Regions from separate parts of the Homo sapiens genome. Here region 2 is linked to region 1. The links are chromatin contacts, found by Hi-C or POLR2A ChIA-PET in ENCODE. All regions are on one chromosome and are shown on one strand. Each heading gives the region's core, a stretch centred on a gene start or an enhancer-like site at or near the end of the contact. The rest is flanking DNA. Distances are from core to core; before and after follow the strand shown. Region 1 overlaps NTM (neurotrimin). Region 2 overlaps NTM (neurotrimin).

Region 1 (4,651 bases), core at 390-2,889:
TGGTCTTTATCTGTCCCGCTGGGATGATACTAAGACCTCTCATTGATAGAGTGCCTACTGTGCGTTAGGCACTGTTCTGTGCATTGTCTCATTTAATCCTCATAGTAGCTCCGCAAGCGAGCACTACCATTCTCATTTTACACCTTGTCTAAGGTCAAATAGGCAGCTGGTAAAACCCCCATCAGTATAGCTCTAAAGCCCCTGATGAATAAGTTCTGGAGAAGTAACGTACAGCATGATGACTACAGTTGATAACAATGTATTGTACACTTGAAATGTTCTAACAGATTAGATTGTAAGTATTTTTGTCACACACACCAAAAAGAGGTAACTATGTGATGTGATGGATATGTTAATTAGCTTAATTGTGGCAATCACTTCACAATGCATACTTACATCAAAACATCATGTTGTACACCTTGAATATATACAGTTTTATTTGTCAATTATATCTCAATAAAGCTGAAGAAAATGAAAAGACTGAGTGCCTGGGAACAAAAACAAAAACAAAACAGGAAATTCAGTGAATCCTGATTTCTAACACAATGAAACCCAAACTGTCTAGCGAGCCTTGTGGGCTTCTTTCTGGCTTCTTCTCCTGCCATTCTTCAGGCACAAGTCACTTTTCACTGTGTCTTACCAAACAGGCCAAGATGCCTTAAACCTCAGCTTCTTTGTTCTTTCTGTTGTGTGCTACAAATTATCTGATTCCGCTCTCCAATTGGTAACTTCCTACCAATTCTAAAAAAACTACAGATCCATCTCTTCTGCTAAGTGTTCCCAAATCCTTTGATCCTTAGATGGACTCATCTTCAAAATTTCAGACTTGTTAGATGCCACTCTCTTTGCTCCCATCGCACTGTAGGTAATGTGTATACACATCTATCTTCCCCATTAAGTTATGAGCCACCAGAATGCAAGCACAGGACCTCCTACTGCACTGTTGTCCTTGTATCTAGTTCAGTATTTGCTATATTGTGGTGGCTTATCAGATGATTATGATAGCACTGTTCTAGGCACTTTATATGAAGAAGGTACTATTATTGTCATCTTCAGTTTACAGATGAGAAAACCAAGGCAAGAAGAGAGTAACTTGCCACATTAATCCCTTTAGTAAGTGAAGGAGCCATGATTGAAATCTCAGCTTCTGGCTTCAGTGCCTATACTTTGAGTTGCTACTCAAAACTGCTTTCCAGTAAAATATTTGGTTAAAGAATATTTTACGAGGCCAAGCTGGGTGGATAACCTGAAATTAGGACTTCGAGACCAGCCTGATTAATATGGTGAAACCCTGTCTCTACTAAAAATACAAAACTTAGCCAAGCATGGTGGCGTGCGCCTGTGGTTTCAGCTACTCGGGAGGCTGAGGCAGGAGAATCGCTTGAACCCGGGAGGTGGAGGTTGCAGTGAGCTGAGATTGCACCACTACACTCCAGCCTCGGCGACAGAGTGAGACTCGATCTCAAAAAAACAAAAAAAGAATGAATGAGACCATGGATACCACCCGGCCTGTTTTGGAGAGGGCATTTCACACTGCGGAGAAATGCGTCGTTCATTCCCCTCCAGCTCATGACTCATTTTGACCCATCTGCCAGCCCGGATCTCCTGCCTTAGGAAGTGAGCTTGGCACAGGTGAGGGCTGTTCTCCTTTCGGTTCAGCCCCAGGTTTGGTTCCTTCAGGTCAAAGGTCACTGCAGCATCCCGAGACAGGTCTCTTGTGGTACCTGCCTTCCCACTCTTTCTCCCTCCTCCTTCCACTTCCTTGTCGCAGATGTAAAATCCTCACAGCCATCTCTGACGCTGCTAACCACAGGCATTCAGGAACAGTCTTGCTCCAAATCCTGCCTCCTATTTTCATATTTCCTGTGGCGTCTTATAGAAATAGCAGAACAATTGCTCATCCACAGGGGGTAAAGGGAGCAGGATTTTATATAATTAAATTTTAAAGTGACAAGTTTTTCCAGCCTGTGGGGTAGGTAGAGGGAAGGGGAGATGAGATGAAGACCTCCTGCATTTAAAGAGGAGCCTGGTCTCGGCATCGGCGACATAGAATCTAGCTTTATTCCTCTTTATTTTTTTTTTTTTTATTTTACCAGTGACAAGGACCGTGGACATAATTTGTACCTTCGGTGCAGCCTCTCTTTTCATTGAGCTGCAGCAGCATTGAGTGCTAAATGAGTCCCTTGTCAAAGGCTGCTTGGAGTCACCCACTTCCAAAGGGAGCGTCCGGATTTTAGGAAGTGTTGGTAATTTATTTCCATCTCCTGCACCAGTGCAAGAGAAAATAAAATGATGGTTCATCTCCCAAAAGGAACATTCTTAACATGATAAGGGACAGAGATCAGAAACATCTGTCTGTAGCAAGCAGGCCTGGAGTTTCCCCATAAACACAGGTTTCCATGCAAACCAAACAAAGGAGCATAAGATACAGGCCAGGCAGATTCCACTTCAGCTCCCAGATTGAAGTAAGTCTCACAGCCTCCTTCCTTTTAAGGTAGGGGACCAGAGGGCCAGCCTGGGCTCTGATGGCCACACCCCAGCCCATACCCCCAGCCAGGCTGGCCTCACACATCACGCCTGAGTGCACAGCACACACCACTCTCCAGCCATTTGTTCCTTTGATGTGTGCTAAGCAAAACATAATTACCCACTTTGTCATATTGCATGTGACTTTGACGGCCCAGTGTGTGGGCCTTTAAAAAAAAATACATTAGAAGGTCCTCAAGGGAAAACAGTGCTCCTTTTAGGGTTTGTTTCAGGACTTCCACAAGGTTCTAAACAACAGACTCAGTGGAGCCTGTTTGCCTAGTAAGGAGTAGGGACTTTGTCCTCACCGCCTGTCACTTACAAATAGAGAGAAAGGAGAGAATACGAACAACAGAGTGGGAAGTGCAAAGAGAGGCACATCTGAGGTTTTCATGAAGAAACTGGGGGAAGGAAAGTACAGGAACCCAAGAGGCATGGAGCACTGTAGCGCCCCTCTTTTGCATGAGGGATCAGTAGCATCCCTCTTTTGCATGATAAATTGTTTCCAAAACCAAAGATGGATGTCTCTGCAGGAACCCTCTCCCTCCACCTTCAGAAACTTCCTACTTAGGCATGCATTTAGCTCCTTTCCCAAATCCCTTGTATTCAAAGTCTCATTTCTCTTGTTCACAGAGACTCCTCCTTCTCAGCCCACCCAAAGCTCATCTCTCCAGCAGTGCACTCCTCCCTGACCCAATTCTCTGCTCCAAAGGAAGGCACCTGGCTACTTTAAGATAGCAGAAATATGCACAGCACACACAGGCCCTCTCTCTCCCTCTCTCTCTCTCTCTCTGTCTCTCTCTCTCTCTCTCTCTGTCTCTCTCTCTCTCTCACACACACACACACATATCCACCTCACCCCTGACCCTCAGAGACTTCCCCTCTTTGTAGAGACACACACCATACCCCCTGGAAACAGAGCTTTCTAAACACATTCTGAATCTACAAATGCTGCTAGGGCTCAGGCTGTGAGGTTCCTTAAATGTGAAGTCTGCTCATGACTGCAATTAATTGGCATTGCTGTGCTAATGGTAAGGCAGCCTCCTGTAATAACCACCAGCAGCCTGCTGAGTGCAGGGGGAGACAGTGGTAGGAGCTGAGCCCTGTGCGTTGTTTACAGTAGAGGAGACGAGGAAACTCATGAGCGCTCTCCTTTTTTGTAAGGCAAAGTTTCACAATTGGTTGGTATTAGCAATTTTCAATCATCTTTTATTAGTGCTAGATTGATTTTCTGGGTTTTTTTTCTAATGTATGAAAGCAGAATTCTCTGAACAACTTTCATCCCTGGTCAGCTGATTAAAAATAGCACCACTACCCAGTTGCTTATCAAGAAGCTCAGAACGAGCTCCTCGTGAAAAGCTCTTTGGATGGGAACAGATACTGTGTGCTGCTGATGGTGCCACCCGGACGCATGCTAAGTGAGATGGTTATCTCTGGGATGAGGTTGACTTGAGGATCCCCTACTCATTGTCTGTGTCTCTGGCAGAACCACTTTTGACAGTGGGATGGCAGGTCTAGGGGATTTGTCAGAATCATTCATTCCTTCAACCTTTTCTGTCCTCATTCTGGGCAAGCACGTCCCTGATTTCAGGGTGCAAATGAATTCCAGCTCTCCTCTAGCCTAGCGAGAGGAGAATGTGCGAATTTGTTTAGACTATGTCAGCTCTCTAGGGCTCATTTCCTCATCTACAACATGGGCACATTGATTTAGATGACTTCTATGAGTCTTTTCATCTATCAAGTAAATTGGTCTAATAAAAAGACTAAGGTCTTAGAAACAAGCTAATCCCTTGTAGGGAGGATACCATATGTTGACACCCAACTATATCAGAAGGCAGTGTGTTCAATGTGCTATAGGAGACACAAAACATTACAGGCATTCAGAAGAGAGAGATCCCTTCTCACTGGGACGACCAAAAGACAGGACTCCATGGAAGGGTTGCGGGGGCAGTCAGTCGAAGCGTGTCTTGAGGGGTGAATAGTGTTGATTGACAGAGATCGAGATGAGGTATAAGACAGGGTTGACCACAAGTTGGGGAAAGCACTTGGGAAGATGCTGTCCAGAAGTATGGGGAATCTAAATGGTGTGGTGACTTGACTTCCAAAAAAAGAGGCCTTTTCAAAA
Region 2 (4,650 bases), core at 266-2,765, 170 kb after region 1:
GTTAGTACGATTGTTTGAATACTTCACTGCATTCTTCCCCCACAGAAAAATGAAAGTGCTGATACCAGTGATAAAAAACATAGGTTTCATAAACTTAACACAATTGAGGCAAAGATGGAAATCATTTGGCGTGCAAAAAAGAGCAAATGTTTAGCCTCAATCGGGTGCTTATCATACTTGAGCTATCTGATTGTGTGCTCAGCTGTAAAGGAAAAGAAAAAAGAAAAGAAAGAGAACAGACACAATGCAGTAAATATTGTCAGAGATTAAGTCTAAAATATACGGTGTATTTTGGATTTTTTTTTTTTAGGTTTCTAGAAATGCAGATATAAATCTAGTTCGTTTTCACTCTCAGGCATGTTTTAGCAATGTGATGTGGTAGTGCAAAAACTTCTTCCCTGATTTTCTTGTCCTACTTTGTCAAACAGATTCAGCTGTGTGTTTATATTTTCAAGAATTGTAGTAATGTCCTTTCAGTTGCCTAGTTTTTAAGAAAACATCTTTGAAAATAAATACTTGCAATTTTTCCTACTCCTCCCAACATGAGTGTCCACCACGAGTCCCCTTTCGCCAAACACTTCATGTTCCTCTGAGCTGTGCTGCCCCTTCCTTTCCTCTGTACTTCTGCATCCTTAGTGTTTTCTCTTGAATCCTGTCTTCTCCTTCATGGTCTCTGGAGGGGACACTGCAGATGCTTAATTTGTGAGGGGAATCACACAAACATAGTAGACCCTAAAGAAACATCTTAGTTGGATTTTGAAGTGGGCCTAGACTCCGCGTGTTTTTTTCTCAACATCTTTCTTTCCCTTACTCAAAATATCCTGCAGCTGGGGACTTCTCTCACTGGCGCTGTTGGTTGTTTTTTGGTTTGTTTGTGCCTCATCAGCTTCCTCTACCTCATTTTGTGATCATTTTGACCTAAGACCATTGCCCAGTGGCTTCTCATTTCCAAGATCTCTACTTGGGTCCTTTTTCACAAGTCTGTGCTTGTCTCATAACTCCTAGCCTTGTTCATGACTGAAATATTTTTTTATCTCTCTGTGGACATGAAACCTACATATACAGTCCTATTCTCCTTTCCCTGTTAGCTCTGATCCCTCTGATTTGAGTTGTTCTGTCTGTTGAGCCTCTTTTATTTTGTTTCTTTATTTGATGTTCATGGTGGCGTTCTTTGTGAAATGTTTGGTGATTCTGGATTGAACCCATCTCTGTAACGCTGAATGACCATTTGTCTGCTTGTTGCCTGTCCTTGCATTCTGATGGAGGAAGTGGGCGGGAGGTGCTGCTGCTGGAATGTGTGCTGGTTTCGGTAAAAATGGGGAAGGCGTGGAATGTGCTATGGGGCAGTGCTCTGGTCCTGGCTGTGGTGAGTCCTTGATCCTCCCAATGTCACCTGCCTTGAGAACTCTGCCCTGCGAAGCGGATTAAGTCTCCTTCCTAGCCTTAAGCCATGCACTCCATGTCTTTCTGTTTGGTGTAGAGATTTAGCCTTTCTGACTTCTCCCACTGCAATGAGATGACTAATGCTGTGTTGCTTCCAACCATCTCGAGACTTTCATCCCCCTCTTGACATGGGCACTTGCCATGGTTGGTTCTCTCTGCTTGCTATCTTTCAGGGATTATTCAAGTTCCTATTCTTAGTATGTTTCTCTTCCCTTATTTTGTGTGGGTTTGGCTGGGGCAGGGAGTTCAGAAAGGAAGAGAAGATTTTATTTAGCAAGCCACCTAAAACAGGAAGTTGCCTTCTTCGCTGAGTCTGAGACATACTGACTTCCAGAACATCACGAAACCAATAGGATCACAGCCCAGGGCCTGAATCCTCTTGTTTGAACCTTGTTGTAGATGCACAACCTGTGCATTTCAAACGTAGGAAGCAGGGTGCACAGTGGGTACTTGCTCTATATTGAATGAAATTAAGCCAATGTTTCCCACAATGTGTGTGATAGATATTGTGAAAATGTGAAGTAGAGGAGGAGTGAGAGGGAATTCAGTGTGCTGGTGGTATCAAGCGTGCAAACTCTGTTTAAGAACTCCTTTCACAAAAGTTTTAAGATTATCCTTTCTAGCTTAAAAAACCAATATAGACAGAAAAGAAACCCCACTCTGGTGCTTTCTCCCTTCTTCCATTCCTGCCTTGACCATCCCTTCTTCCTCATAGCCTAGAAGCAGCCTCTGGGCCTCCACCTTCCCTTTTGGTTGTCCCCTCACCCTAGTCTAACACTTGCCTCTTTGTAGAGAGGAGCTTGTCGGACACATGGGATTCACGGGCCAGGTGGTTCAGCAGCCCAACAACCTGGATCCTCCTCACCCTCCTCTCCTCATGGCCAGCCCAGCTCAGGGCCGCCTCTGAGAGTCTGGCCTCCACAAAGGAAGATGAAATGTAGAGACGCATTTGCTGCCTCCAAGTAACAGTGCTTCAGGTGTTTACCTTTCCTCAAGTCATAGAACTAGAGAGCAGGGCGAGGCCTTAGGGACTGTCTGTTGACCGATTGACACATTCTTTGTATTTTGAAATGAAGAAACTGACCCTAAACCCGTCAAGTGACTTTCCCAGTAAGTGTGTGGTACCGGCTGAACTCAAGTTCAGATCCTAGGTTAGCAGTCCTATAAATTGAGAAACAGAACCTCACTACTCAAGCCAAGCTGATGTCTACCCCAAACCAAACATCCAAGTATGCACTGGGGTAGGTGCTTTGTGACCAGTTCCCATGGACTCCACTTGAGAGCCCTTCGAATCCTCCCCCGCCCCACACCACCCCCCATCACCCCCTGCCACGAGCTCTGCATCAGCCTCAGAGCCTGGTTTGTTTCTTCAGGGTATTTATGTCAAGGATTCCCAAATTTGTTATTCAGTTCTTTCCCCACTGATTCCCAGCTCCATTCCTCAGCCACACACCAAGCTACACAGTGCCTCATGGACTCCCCTCCTGCAATGGGTTCTCTGGAGTCCCTCCTGCAGCCTTTTGAGGGAGGTGCCTATTTCTTCCAGATTAGAGACCCTCCTGTCCTCTAGATACCTGTAGCTCTCCAGGATCCCCCAGCTTCCTCTAGACAAGCTCATATCTCAAGCAGTGTGCATCCAGGAGGGGATTCTTCCCTCCACATGAGACATAGGCCCCAGGTTGAGTGGCAGAACTGCCTCTTCAGGCCAAAACCCAGGCGTGCTGCCTCAACACGAAGACCACACTTTGGCATTATACGTCTTCCCAAAGTTACAATACATCCACCCCCTGGGCTTCGTTCTAGATTCTTTCAACACTTAAGTGTCTTATTACAAGTCTCTTTCCTGTTTAGGGAACGGGCAATGAAATTGTGTAGGCAAGGGGTGCTCCGTTTACCTGGTGCATTCGAGGCTGAAGACAAGGAGACATTATCCTCCAAAATACTTTTTTTTAAAGCAAGTCTGCCCTAGAGTAAAGTCTTCCTAAATTTTGATTGTTACTGCGCTATGAACAGAGGTTGTATCCACATTTAATGGAACATAGCAGTGAGAGAAACTGGAATATTGGAACTGCTGTCCTCCGCTGATGAAAGGAGGTTGTAAATAACATTTTGCTGTTGGTAAACACGCACAATAAATACAGAAATATGGAGCCATGCAAAAAACTTTCGACTCTGTCACATGTTATTGGTGGAAACCACTCATAGAAAATCAAACACAGACTTTGACTTGCAGTCACAGAAATAGTATACTACCTGGAGTTTCTTTAGGATTTGCAATCTCTGTGCGGTTGCAGGCTCTGCTTGTGTTATCTTTTCATGAGGGTCTAGACCTGAGTTTGCAGAATGATTCAGAAATCAGTGTATTTCCTGCTTCATATAGTGTGATTAATCTTTTTTGATTTTACATGTCTACAAATGGTGTTAGTGGTCATAACTGCAAATGATTGTGATTTTTATTGGTCTAGAATGTGAATGTTTGTGTTAGAGCATCTGCAAAAGCAAACACTTTTGCTATGTTGAAAAAATAATGAAGATCTAAGTGATTTTAAGATGGCATTTTGTGAATGCATGCTAAAATGCTGCTAGATTTTTATTTGTTTTACTGTTAATGCTGCATTGAAGATATAGTAGTGCTGCAGCACAATTTTTTTCTATTTCTTCTTTTCCTTTGTCCTTCAAAAAATACCCATTCTAGTTGCAATTTTTGTTCAAAAATCAAGATAGTCACACACTAAGATAAGTTCACTATCTAAGAAGTAAAGAAATGTAAAAGTAAAGCATCTCATAGCAGTTATCAGCTGTTTTGTGTCATACATAAATAACATTTTGCTTAGCATTGGCATATTTTTTGTGTACGTTCTAATAGAATGGCCAATAAATCAAAGTCATCTAAATGTCTTTATCAACACCTTAGGTATTACACTCACTGATGTTTAGCATCTTTCATATTGCAATTATAAAGGTCCCTCAAACCCTGGCTGATAAATTATTTTAGGTTTCTTGTGAAGAAGGGTTGTGTTTAACTATTAATTTTCATACCAGCTTATACCTAATAGAGTGTGTGGCTAATGAATGTGTTAAATTAAATTGAGTTAGATTGAATCAAATTGAATTGAACAGAAATAAATTGAATTGTATTGAATGATAAACCGGAGAGGGATAATGCATGGTGATCTAATAGCATCTGATAATAACAGAACACTGAAT

What was found. A loop is a pair of places that touch in the nucleus more often than their neighbours do. ChIA-PET counts read pairs that join two places held with the same protein, here RNA polymerase II (POLR2A). Pooled maps may share reads with other maps.
Region 2: a map of IMR-90 shows a loop between it and region 1 (2.1-fold over the local background). The contact joins two enhancer-like sites. A Hi-C loop is called at or near these places in 2 of 168 maps with a recorded cell type or tissue (IMR-90 and PC-3) and 1 of 50 pooled maps. POLR2A ChIA-PET finds 5 or more read pairs at or near these places in 2 of 52 experiments (AG04450 and H1).

The regions. Positions count from the first base shown.
Region 1 is chr11:131,886,837-131,891,487 of GRCh38, forward strand. The region is part of intron 1 of NTM (neurotrimin); the gene reads left to right. The region is part of intron 1 of NTM-AS3 (NTM antisense RNA 3); the gene reads right to left. Among named protein-coding and RNA genes, the nearest start is that of NTM-AS3, 8.2 kb to the right of the region's middle. RefSeq lists an enhancer at 2,017-2,910. Within about 2 kb of position 1,640, at least 7 of the 41 ENCODE cell types and tissues checked have a DNase peak (open chromatin) inside an H3K27ac peak, as active enhancers do; they include IMR-90, where a contact is called at or near this core.
Region 2 is chr11:132,056,981-132,061,630 of GRCh38, forward strand. The region is part of intron 2 of NTM (neurotrimin); the gene reads left to right. Among named protein-coding and RNA genes, the nearest start is that of NTM-AS3, 160 kb to the left of the region's middle. Within about 2 kb of position 1,516, at least 6 of the 41 ENCODE cell types and tissues checked have a DNase peak (open chromatin) inside an H3K27ac peak, as active enhancers do; they include IMR-90, where a contact is called at or near this core.